2 separate regions of the Homo sapiens genome follow, and region 2 is linked to region 1. A link is an interaction called in ENCODE POLR2A ChIA-PET data of the cell type or tissue named here. Cell type or tissue: CD4-positive, alpha-beta T cell. All regions are shown on one strand. Region 1 overlaps DGUOK (deoxyguanosine kinase). Region 2 overlaps TET3 (tet methylcytosine dioxygenase 3).

Region 1 (5,000 bases):
TAAAGTGAGACCAGTCACCATGGCTGTGTGTTTTTCTCCAGCCAAATCCGAAACATTGAAAGGAATGGGAAGGGAGAGTCCTGCTATTTGCCTGATGATGTTATTATTTAAATATGATGTTTTGTACTGTACTTTGAGAAACACACCCCTAAAGGAAGCTCTGTCCTCAAATCCCAGAGAGAGAACAGGGTATGTCACAAAGTAAGTACTTAGGACAGGTCATCAGATAAGGTTTGAACTCCCTCTATTTTCCTGACTTTTGCTTCTTAACCTTGTCAAATTTCTCTGCTTCTTCCTTGCTTTCTTGTGCAACAGAGGCTTACTGAGTGAGGACTAAGAGTCCACTCTCATGCTGAGCACAGCAGTGAATGGGATACAGCTCCTGTCCTTCAAGGAGCTCACAACTCACAACTAAGTAGGAGAAAACAGATTCGACATAATTTTCTTTTTTTTTTTCTTTTTTTTTTTTTTTTTTTGAGACAGAGTCTTGCTCTGGCACCCAGGCTGCAGTGCAGTGGTGTGATCTTGGCTCACTGCAGCCTCCGCCTCCCAGGTTCACGCCATTCTCCTGCCTCAGGCTCCCAAGTAGCTGGGACTACAGGCGCCCGCCACCATGCCCAGCTAATTTCTTGTATTTTTTAGTAGAGACGGGGTTTCACCATGTTAGCCAGGATGGTCTCAATCTCCTGACCTCGTGATCCGCCAGCTTCGGCCTCCCAAAGTGCTGGGATTATAGGCGTTAGCCACCGTGCCTGGCCGACTCGACATAATTTTCATACTGTGTGGTGAGATTTGTGATTGGGCATGGAAAGCCAGAATCTCTGGGGTAGGAATTCCCAAGAGGAAGAAGAGGGAAAAGTGTTTCAGCCATAGAAAGCAACATGTGCCAAGGTGGTGAAGCCTGAAGAAACACATGCAGTTTTTTGGGGGTTTTTTTGTTTGTTTGTTTGTTTTTTTGATGGAGTCTCATTCTGTCACCCAGGCTGGAGTGCAGTGGTGTGATCTCATCTCACTGCAACCTCCGCTTCCCAGGTTCAAGTGATTCTCCTGTCTCAGCCTCCCAAGTAGCTGAGACTACAGGCATGTGCCACCACGCCTAGCTAACACATGCAGTTTTAATGAAAGAGAAGTAGTTGGATGTGCCTGGAGTTGAAGGGACCTGTGAAAGGGTGGCAGAACAAGAGGTTGGAAGGGTGGGATTTGCCATATGTCGAAGAGCCTTGTGGACCATGCTAGTTTATCCTGTTGGCAGTGGGAGGCTGTTGAACACTTGAAGCCAGTGTGTGCCATGACCAGATTAATTTAAAAAAGGAAATTGTGTAGGATGAGAAAGAAAGCTCCATAAAACAGGCACTTTCTTTGTATATTTTGTTTGCTGCAGTACCCATAGTGCCTTGCATCCAGTTTGTTGGATGAATGAATAGATGAATTGGAACAGAGTTGAGTCTGTGCACTAGTTTTGTGGCTATTGGAGTAATTGGAGGGAGGAAAGATGCAGGCCTGAATAGAAGAACTGAAATGACAGAGAAGTGACGGTTTCAGAGAGATTTTGGAAGCGGGATTGACAGGATGTGGTGGCCACTTGGAGGTGAGGTAGGAGGAGGAGTAGAGGAGGGTGACACTGAGGTTCATGAGGATGGGAATAAAGGAAGAGGCGGTCTGGGGAGGTTAGAGTGATATGTTTTGTATGAGGTGCCTGTGAGACATAGAGGTGTTCTGAGACAGATTGGAATATGTGCCTGAGGTCAAGAGAGTCCGGAGATGGGTGCTGAGATTTCAGATGTGGAAGTTGTTGACTGGTGGGTAGAGGGGTAGTTGGTGAAGCCTTGGAAGTAAATGCAATTGCCCAAGAAAAGGGTGATGCGAAGTGGAATGGGAGGACCTAATCTGACTCTTTTTACTTTCATCTCCCACTACTCTTCATCACCCCACACACCCTGATGACTCTCCCTAGACAGAATTAGTCACTGCCTCCTCTGTGGGCTGACATAACATTTTGTACCCACAACTGCTGCAGCACTTGAGTTCTGCTGAGCTTGTTTGCACATTCACCACCTTCCTTGGGCTCTGACCACTCAGTGTGCTGTTCATCTTTGTATTGCTGACACCTAACCCCCGCCTTGACCCAGTGTACTCAGTACTGACCAGATTCTTGAATCCTGTGCTATGATATCCATGTGGAAGTTAGGCATTGGTACCCACACAGGGAATGTATTAAACTGCTTTTTAAATCAAGAGTGATCATCTTCTCTAATCACAGGTAACATCCTCAAGCAAATCAGAATGAGAGCACCCATTCAGGAAACCTGAACAGGGAAGGTGAACCCCTGTCCTGACCAAAATTGGGTATGTTTAGAGGGCTTTTCTTGTATTCCTTCTGCTCTAAGTCCTATTATTCTGATCCTGAAGGTGCAGACAGCGGCATGTAAGGAAAATTGATCAGTGAAGTAGCAACTAATGGCATCTAGCATGACTTACGAAGCCATATAAGATGTGTGATTGAAAGTCAAAAGCTTGGTACCTAGAACCCCTGAAAATCTAAAAAATAAAACACCTAGCCTGTCTTTTAAGACTGTTCATCCCTACAGTGTATTATCATCTTCTTGTGATTATCTTACGATTACAAGCGTAAATTGAAGAAAAGATTGCTGTATGAAATCTCACTGTCAGTGAGTCATCTCAGCATTTTTACCTTATTTTCAAAGACCCAACCAGAAAAGAGGAAACTCTTTTGCACTTTTCAATCAAGAAACTTAAACATAAAGCAGTAGAGGGCTTCCCTAATAACATGTTTCCTCCAGCATTCAAAATTAGTGACTTCACATCACTAATATGTGTCTTACTTATTTTAAGTATAAATGATTGGGCAAAGAATCCTTGGGAAAAAATAGCCTATTTATTTCAAATACTGTATAGTGGATTCTCTGTGCCTGTGACTCACCTCCTTCCCTCCATCACTGTTCTCATACTCAGGATGCAAAGGTTCAGTCTCTGTCTTCAAAAGTGAGCTCCCAGTCTAGCTGGAGGGAGTGATGAGTGAACAAATAATTACAGCGTAATCCTTTGGTAAACCAGAGCAGGCAGTAATTAACTCTGCCTAGAGATGAAGTGGCGCTGGAGAGAGTTCAAGGAGGCTTCACAGAGAAGGTGGCAGTGGAAAGCTGAATCACCTGGTAGGCAAGGCGGGAGGAGGGGATGTCAGATCAGTGAGGGTCTTTTGTGCTGAGCAGATGAGTTTGGATCATAGGAAGGTGTGAGAAAATTTTTTGCCTTTTTTTTTTCGTAAACAGTTTTTCATGAAAAAAGGTCATCAAAGTAAAATGTATTAAGTTTTTTTTAAGCCTGCTGACTGATTTTTATTAACTTTGCCTAGAATGCCTTTAAGCTTGGAGCCTGTATGATCCTGGGTACTCAGTCTTGGGGTTGGAATATAACTTGAGGGCAAGCTCTCAGCCTAGATCATCATTTCAGTTATAGTACTTACCTCTGAGTAGCTACTCCATAAACATTTGTTGATTGAATGAGTGAGTGAATGAATGCAGCATCAAATACAGTATCTGAAATAAAGACTTCAATTTTTTTTGGAAGGACTTTTTAAAAAAGACATTAGACAGTTTTATATGTTCTGACTTTGTTGGATTTTGGTAAAAGATTTCAGAATTGGATTTTTTTTCTCATGTTTTTCATCTTGTTCAGGAGATGAAAATGCCTAGAGGTGATAAATATAGGCTCCTATGAAATACAGCTGTATTAGACGTAAAATAATGGGATCTGTTATTTTGGGTATTACATCATATGCTATCTTGCTGCTAGATTTTAGCATTACATAGCTATGGTAGGCATTGTCAGTTTATAGAAAATTTTGTGGGGAGAAAAAAACATGCCTTAGAAAAAGATGAGTGGTAACAACAGAACTCTTTGTCCCAGCTTGTGGAATGAGAATAGTGGAGCTAATGAAAATCAACATGTTGAAGTAATATACTCTTAAGAAAGTACCTTCCACCTTTTTTTAAGGTTGTGGCAATATAACAACAGAGAACACTGGTGGCCAGGGTCCTAAGGGAAGGTTTGATGCTGCTTGTAAGTTCTGATACCTTCCAAAATTCATAATACTGAGAGTATATTGAAAGACAGGCCGGGCGATGTGGCTAACCCCTGTCATCCCAGCACTTTGGGAGGCTGAGGCGGGCAGATCACCTGAGGTCAGGAGTTCAAGACCAGCCTGGCCAACATGGCGAAACCCTGTCTCTACTAAAAATACAAAAATTAGTCAGGTGTGGTGGCACGTGCTTATAGTCCCAGTTACTCGGGAGGCTGAGAGGCTGGAGAATCAGTTGAACCCGGGAGTTGGAAGTTGCAGTGAGCCGAGATCACCCCACTGCACTCCAGCCTGGGCAATAGAGCAAGACTCTGTCTCAAAAAAAAAAAAAAAGGAAAGAAAGATAACAGCAGTGGCCCGGCGCAGTGGCTCACGCCTGTAATCCCAACACTTTGGGAGACCAAGGCAGGTGGATCGCTTGAACTCAGGAGTTTGAGACCAACCTGGGCAACATGGTGAAACCCTGTATCTGCCAAAAATACAAAAATTAGCCGGGCGTGGTGGCACACACCTGTAGTGGTCCCAGCTACTCAAGAGGCTGAGGCAGGAGAATCGCTTGAACCCAGGAAACAGAGGTTGCAGTGAGCCGAGATTGTGCCACTGCACTCCAGCCTGGGCAACAGCTAGACTCTGTCTCAAAAATAAATAAATAAACAAACAATATATTGGACAGGTCAAACATACTGGACAGCTACTCAGGAGGCTGAGGTGAGAAGATCACCTGAGCCCAGGAGGCAGAGGTTGCTGTGAGCCAAGATCACACCACTGCACTCCAGCCTGGGTGACAGAGAGAGACCCCCATCTCAAAAGGAAAGATAGCAGCTAAGCTGGGATCTAACTAAATTGCAGTAAGTCTGAGATAGTGATATCATAAGAGATTGGCTGAAGAAGTATGGCTTTC
Region 2 (5,000 bases), 99 kb after region 1:
ACCTCTCTTTATTCTCTTGGATCATCCACCAGGGTTTTCTCTGGCTCTATAATGAGTTTGTAGTATGCCTTTGATATCCTGTCAGTAACTACACTAGTGGCAGCTTCACTTGGAGATAAAGTCACTGTTAATATCAGTTTTCATTGCTTTCATCACATACTCAAAACCACAGAGTATGTATGTAACATGGGTTTATGTTGCCCTGCACATGTTAGTGATAGTGGTACAGTATCAGTTCCTAAAGGAACTTGCCTTTGAATAGGATCTAAGACAAAATCAAACGTCTAAAAAGTCCCTATCCAAGAGAAAGGACTCTGTTTGTTCACTACTCTATCCACAAAGAAGTGATGCGGAATGTATATTTGTTTGAGAGATAAATGAATGAATACATAATTATGTATGCATATAGGAAAGGAATGGTTGTTATGATGTGCTGATAGCATCAGTGAGTGACATCTCATAATTCTGTGGGCTGCAAATACTTATTTTCACTTTTTAAAAAAACTACCTAGTTTTCTCATTTGTGTGCTTGGTTTTACATAGTTGGCAGTCTAAACTTCATACAGTATGGTATTCTGCTATTCTTCCTATTTCATCTAGCTTTTTTCCTTAGTGTTTATAATTGCAGGTTTAGATGAGTGTATAATACTCTGTTGAATTGTATCATAGTTTACCAAACCAAGCCCCTCATACTGAGTTTTCAGCTTTCACTAATGTGTGGAAAGATTTTTTTTAATGCAAACTTATAAGCTCAAGTTTCTAGGAATAGCACTGCTTGATGGAAGTAGTCTTTATTGCTCTTGATAACATTTGTTCATGTGTTCATTTATTTGCTTATCTACAGATTTATTTACTTATTTATTTTTACTGTTTGAACCAAGACAGAAGTTGTAAGTTGTGAATTAGAAGGCACCCTGGCCTGGGAGCTGGGTGATGGGGGTTCAAGGCTCAGTGGGTTGAATATGAGTCCAACAGTAGTGTTCTGGGGTGGAAGCAGAGGCAGGGGGCCAGTCAAGGAGCCACCTCCTGAGTTTGTCCTTGTGAGAGATAAATGAGGAGAAAACAAAAAGAAGGCAGATCTGAAATGCTCTACAGGAGCAGTTGGCAGGACTAGGGTTTGCTTGCATATGGAAACATCAAGAGGACATCAGAGGGGATGGAAGGGTTTAGCCAGGATGCCCAGGGGAATGGATCTTAACGTGATTTTTTTTTGTAAAGGGATGTCCGGGGGGGAGTTGCTGAGGAAAAGGATGCAGGCGCTGAGTTAAGTTGTAAATGTGATGGGCTTAAGTTGCATTCAAGTGGAAGTGTGTCTGGTAGCTGGAAAGCAGTCAAGGAAAAAGGAAACTTTGGGGCTGTTGGTGCAGGCTGAGCGGTGGGGCCTTGATTGGAGGGGAGGCTTCTGAGGGGAGCATGGGGCGATGGAGAGCAGTGAGGGCAGGAGAGTGGAGAACAGCTCTGTTGAGGGGACGGAGGAGGAAAAGGAGAATGGAGGAGGACCAGTAACCGGCAGGGTCACGGAAACCCAGGGTGGGCAGGTGAGTGGGTGATCTGCTGCCACAGACAGGCCAGAGAGACGAGGGACCCCCGTGGCCTTCCTCATCACCCCGACTCTCAGAAACAGATAATGGTTGCGCAAATGCCTAGGTTCCTGTTCTGTTTCTCCAGCATTGCACCCAGGCCTTTCAGATGAACATGTGCAAACCCAGATTACTGGCATCTTTCAGTTATCTGGGCTAATAAACGAGTAGTGACTGTGGATAATGAAGCTTTACACACTAAGATGAGTTGTGTGACTTTTCCAGGAGTTGAAGTTTAGGATAAAGAGGATTAATTTGTGCTCCCCAATTTCCTGCCTTCTGGACAGCAGCAGGCTTCCCTAAATGGCATTTCCTAGCCTACTCTGTGAAGTTGATCTTGTGGCTGGTAGGTGGATACCCTCTGCCAAAAATTAATTTTCCTCTAGATTTTTGGGTGGTCACTTAAAGATTTATTTCTTTGAATGAAAAACTTAGGTCTTAAGTCCTTCAGAAAGGATTGAGTGGGGGCAAACACACAGGGATTCCTGTGAAAAGCTGAAATCCATGAATATTTATTGAGGCACATGTGGGAGCTCATTCTCCAAAAGAATGATTAGAACCTTGGTACCTGGGAGGCCATGGGCATCCACTATTGACTCTGATGTTGGATTCTACTTTGCCACTCACCAATTCTGAGCTTTGGAGTATGTTAGTTATCCTCTCTGTACCTCATCTACTAAAATGGATGTGGAATTGTTGGAAGAATAGAAAGGTTACATTTAAACGTAAAGGTGCTTATTTAAAGTTTGCACTCAGCACTCAAAACTGTGGGCTGCTGTCCTCCTTCTCTAAACCTGGCCCCTTTGACACACCTGAGCTGTCAGTGGGTTTTGAGGGATTGGGGGCTTCTTTAGGGAAAGTACATGGAGCCTTTAGTGAAGGACTGGCTCTGCGGGGGACTGTGGTGTTAGCAATGCATGCTTTCTGTTTCTTTAGCCTATTAGACTTTTGGGGTAGGAGGTGTGGGTGATGAGGAGTAGATCTGTGCTGTTGGGTGGGAGGAGTTGTGAGAATGCCCTGCCTCGCTGGGAACTGATGGGGGCTTTTCTGGCCATGGGACGTGCACCATGGGGCTTGGGCGATGGCCCCAGCGGCTGCAAGAGGGGTGTGTCTCTGTGTGTGTGTGTGTGTGTGTGTGTGTGTGTGTGTGTGTGTGTGTGTGTGTGTGTGTTAGGGGAGTTGAGGCCCTTGCTGGGTCTGGCTGAGGAGCTGCCTCCGCGTCATGACCTGGTTCTTGTGTGCTGGCAGCTTCAGAGCAGCTGCTGCTGCTTTTTGCCAGGCCTCAGATGTGGTTAGGCTCGATTTCCTCCCGGCTGGCCTCTGTCCACCGGCTGCTTGAGGCAGGGGCTTCCGTCAGGAGAGCTGGATCCTGCTCTGGGCCGCAGATCAAGAGGCTAGGGGTGGGGCATGGGGAGCCTGCAGAGCAGCCAGCAGCTGTGCTCCCCCTTCACCCCCACCTGCTGCAGGGGAGCGTGTGCTGCCCAGGCGATAACTTTGCATAGGTTAGAGTTGCAGGGCTATATTTTGGAGTTCTGGTCCGAGAACAGCAAGTTAGTTACATAGAACTTTTAATGGGTGGGAGTTTCAGGCTTGGCACCCCATCTCAACTAGGCTTATCTTCACCTTCCAGTGCGTCTCATCTCTTAGAAATTTTCTTCATTTTCTTTCTGCATTATGTGTGATCTGCCTCTGTGTTATAACTGCGTACAGCTCTCTAGCAACAGAAATAGCACAAAAAATACCCAGAAATTTTCCCTGACTGCTCCCTTCTCGTCTCGTTCACAGACATGTGTAGTTTGCAGTTTCAGGTGTTTTATAGGTGTTCTATTCTTAAATCTTTTTCCCCTAAATAAAAATGAAAATACCTATGATAAATTTTGGAAACTATAAACGAGAAAGTTACTCATCCTCTATCACGCAGAGGATAAGCACTGTTAACATTTCTGTATGATTCCCCTTGCTGTTTTGTGTGTTTACACAGGCATGCGTTGTGATTGAATTGAACTGTTAAATTGGGCAATATTTTGAATCCTATTTTTTCCCCCATTTCAAATATTATGTACTTCCCCCATCATAAAAACCTTCTGAAAGCATTCATTTAATAAGTACATTCTCAAGTTTCACTTTTTCATTTAATACATTTAGTTTTATGTTCTTATTCCATATCATTTTAAGCAGTTGTGTACATCTACTGATTAAATATTATAAACAGGCATACGTTGGAGATACTGCAGGTCCAGCTCTAAACCACTGCAATAAAGTGAATATGGCAGTACAGCTGGTCACGTGAACTTTTTGGTTTCCCAGTGCATGTAAAAGTTGTGTTTACATTATATTGTAGTCTAGCAAGTGTGTGATAGTATTATGGCTAAAAAAATGTGTACATACCTTAATTTTAAAATACATTTTTGCCAAAAAATGCTAACAAAGTAAGCACATGCTATTGAAAATGACACCAGTAAGATTTGCCCAATGTGGCTGGGCACGGTGGCTCACTCCTGTAATCCCAGCACTTTGGGAGGCTGAGGCGGGCGGATCACCTGAGGTCAGGAATTCGAGACCAGCCTGGCCAACATGGCCAAATCCCATCTCTACTAAAAACACAAAAATTAGCCAGGGATAGTGGTGGGCACCTGTAATCCTAGCTACTTGGGAGGCTGAGGCAGGAGAATCGCTTGAACCCAGGAGGCGGAGGTTGCAGTGAGCCGAGATCGTGCCATTGCACTTTAGTCAGGGCAACAAGAGCAACACTCTGTCTCAGAGAAAAAAAAAGAAAAAGAGACTTGCCCAATGTGAGGTTGCCACAAACCTTAAATTCGTCATTAAAAAAAAAAAACAACAAACCACCCCCAGTATCTGTGAAACACAATAGAATGAAGCACAATAAAACAAGGTATGGCTGTATTATAGTTTTTTTTTTTATGTATTACTTGAACCATACTTGACCCTAGTATTTTATATATGTTAAACAGATAAAGCATAATAATAAACACATGCCAGTTCCCCAAGTTAGCTGGAATATTGCCAACATCATTGAAATTACCTGGGTGTTTTCCCCCAGCCCTATCTCCCTTCTTCACCTCCAGAGGTAACCATTACCTTGAATTTTGTTATCATTCCCTTGCTTTTTAAAGTCTTCATTATATAAGTTTGCATTTCTGTACAATACATTTAATTTTGCTTGCTTGTTTGAGGTTTGTAGACTCAGTAGGACATATGTAGTCCTCGAGCATTGATTAAAAAAAAAAAAAAAAAAACCCTGTTGTAGATTCTGGGATTCATTGATGTTCCTGTGGCTCATTCATTGACACTGCTCTATAATATTCCATTGTCCATTCTGTAGTTTATGCTCCTTTAGAAATACTTCCATGATGTGATTTTTATGAGTAATGCTGCCATGAAAATTTCTGTACATGTCTC

What was found. ChIA-PET counts read pairs that join two places held together with the same protein. Peaks named below come from ENCODE experiments on the same cell type or tissue, not always from the same donor. Only the 100,000 strongest peaks of a DNase experiment are listed, where the experiment ranks them.
Region 2: POLR2A ChIA-PET joins it to region 1 with 5 read pairs; 3 of 35 experiments call an interaction of 5 or more read pairs at or near these places.

Annotation. Positions count from the first base shown.
Region 1 is chr2:73,930,338-73,935,337 of GRCh38, forward strand. All of the region lies in intron 1 of DGUOK (deoxyguanosine kinase), which reads left to right. Among named protein-coding and RNA genes, the nearest start is that of DGUOK, 6.0 kb to the left of the region's middle. In CD4-positive, alpha-beta T cell, no CTCF peak of the experiment used is centred here; a DNase peak (open chromatin) is centred at 1,974.
Region 2 is chr2:74,029,758-74,034,757 of GRCh38, forward strand. All of the region lies in intron 3 of TET3 (tet methylcytosine dioxygenase 3), which reads left to right. Among named protein-coding and RNA genes, the nearest start is that of TET3, 47 kb to the left of the region's middle. RefSeq lists enhancers at 1,007-1,508, 1,509-2,008, 2,581-2,680, 2,751-2,920 and a silencer at 2,985-3,130. In CD4-positive, alpha-beta T cell, no CTCF peak of the experiment used is centred here; a DNase peak (open chromatin) is centred at 2,854; H3K4me3 peaks cover 1,095 bases.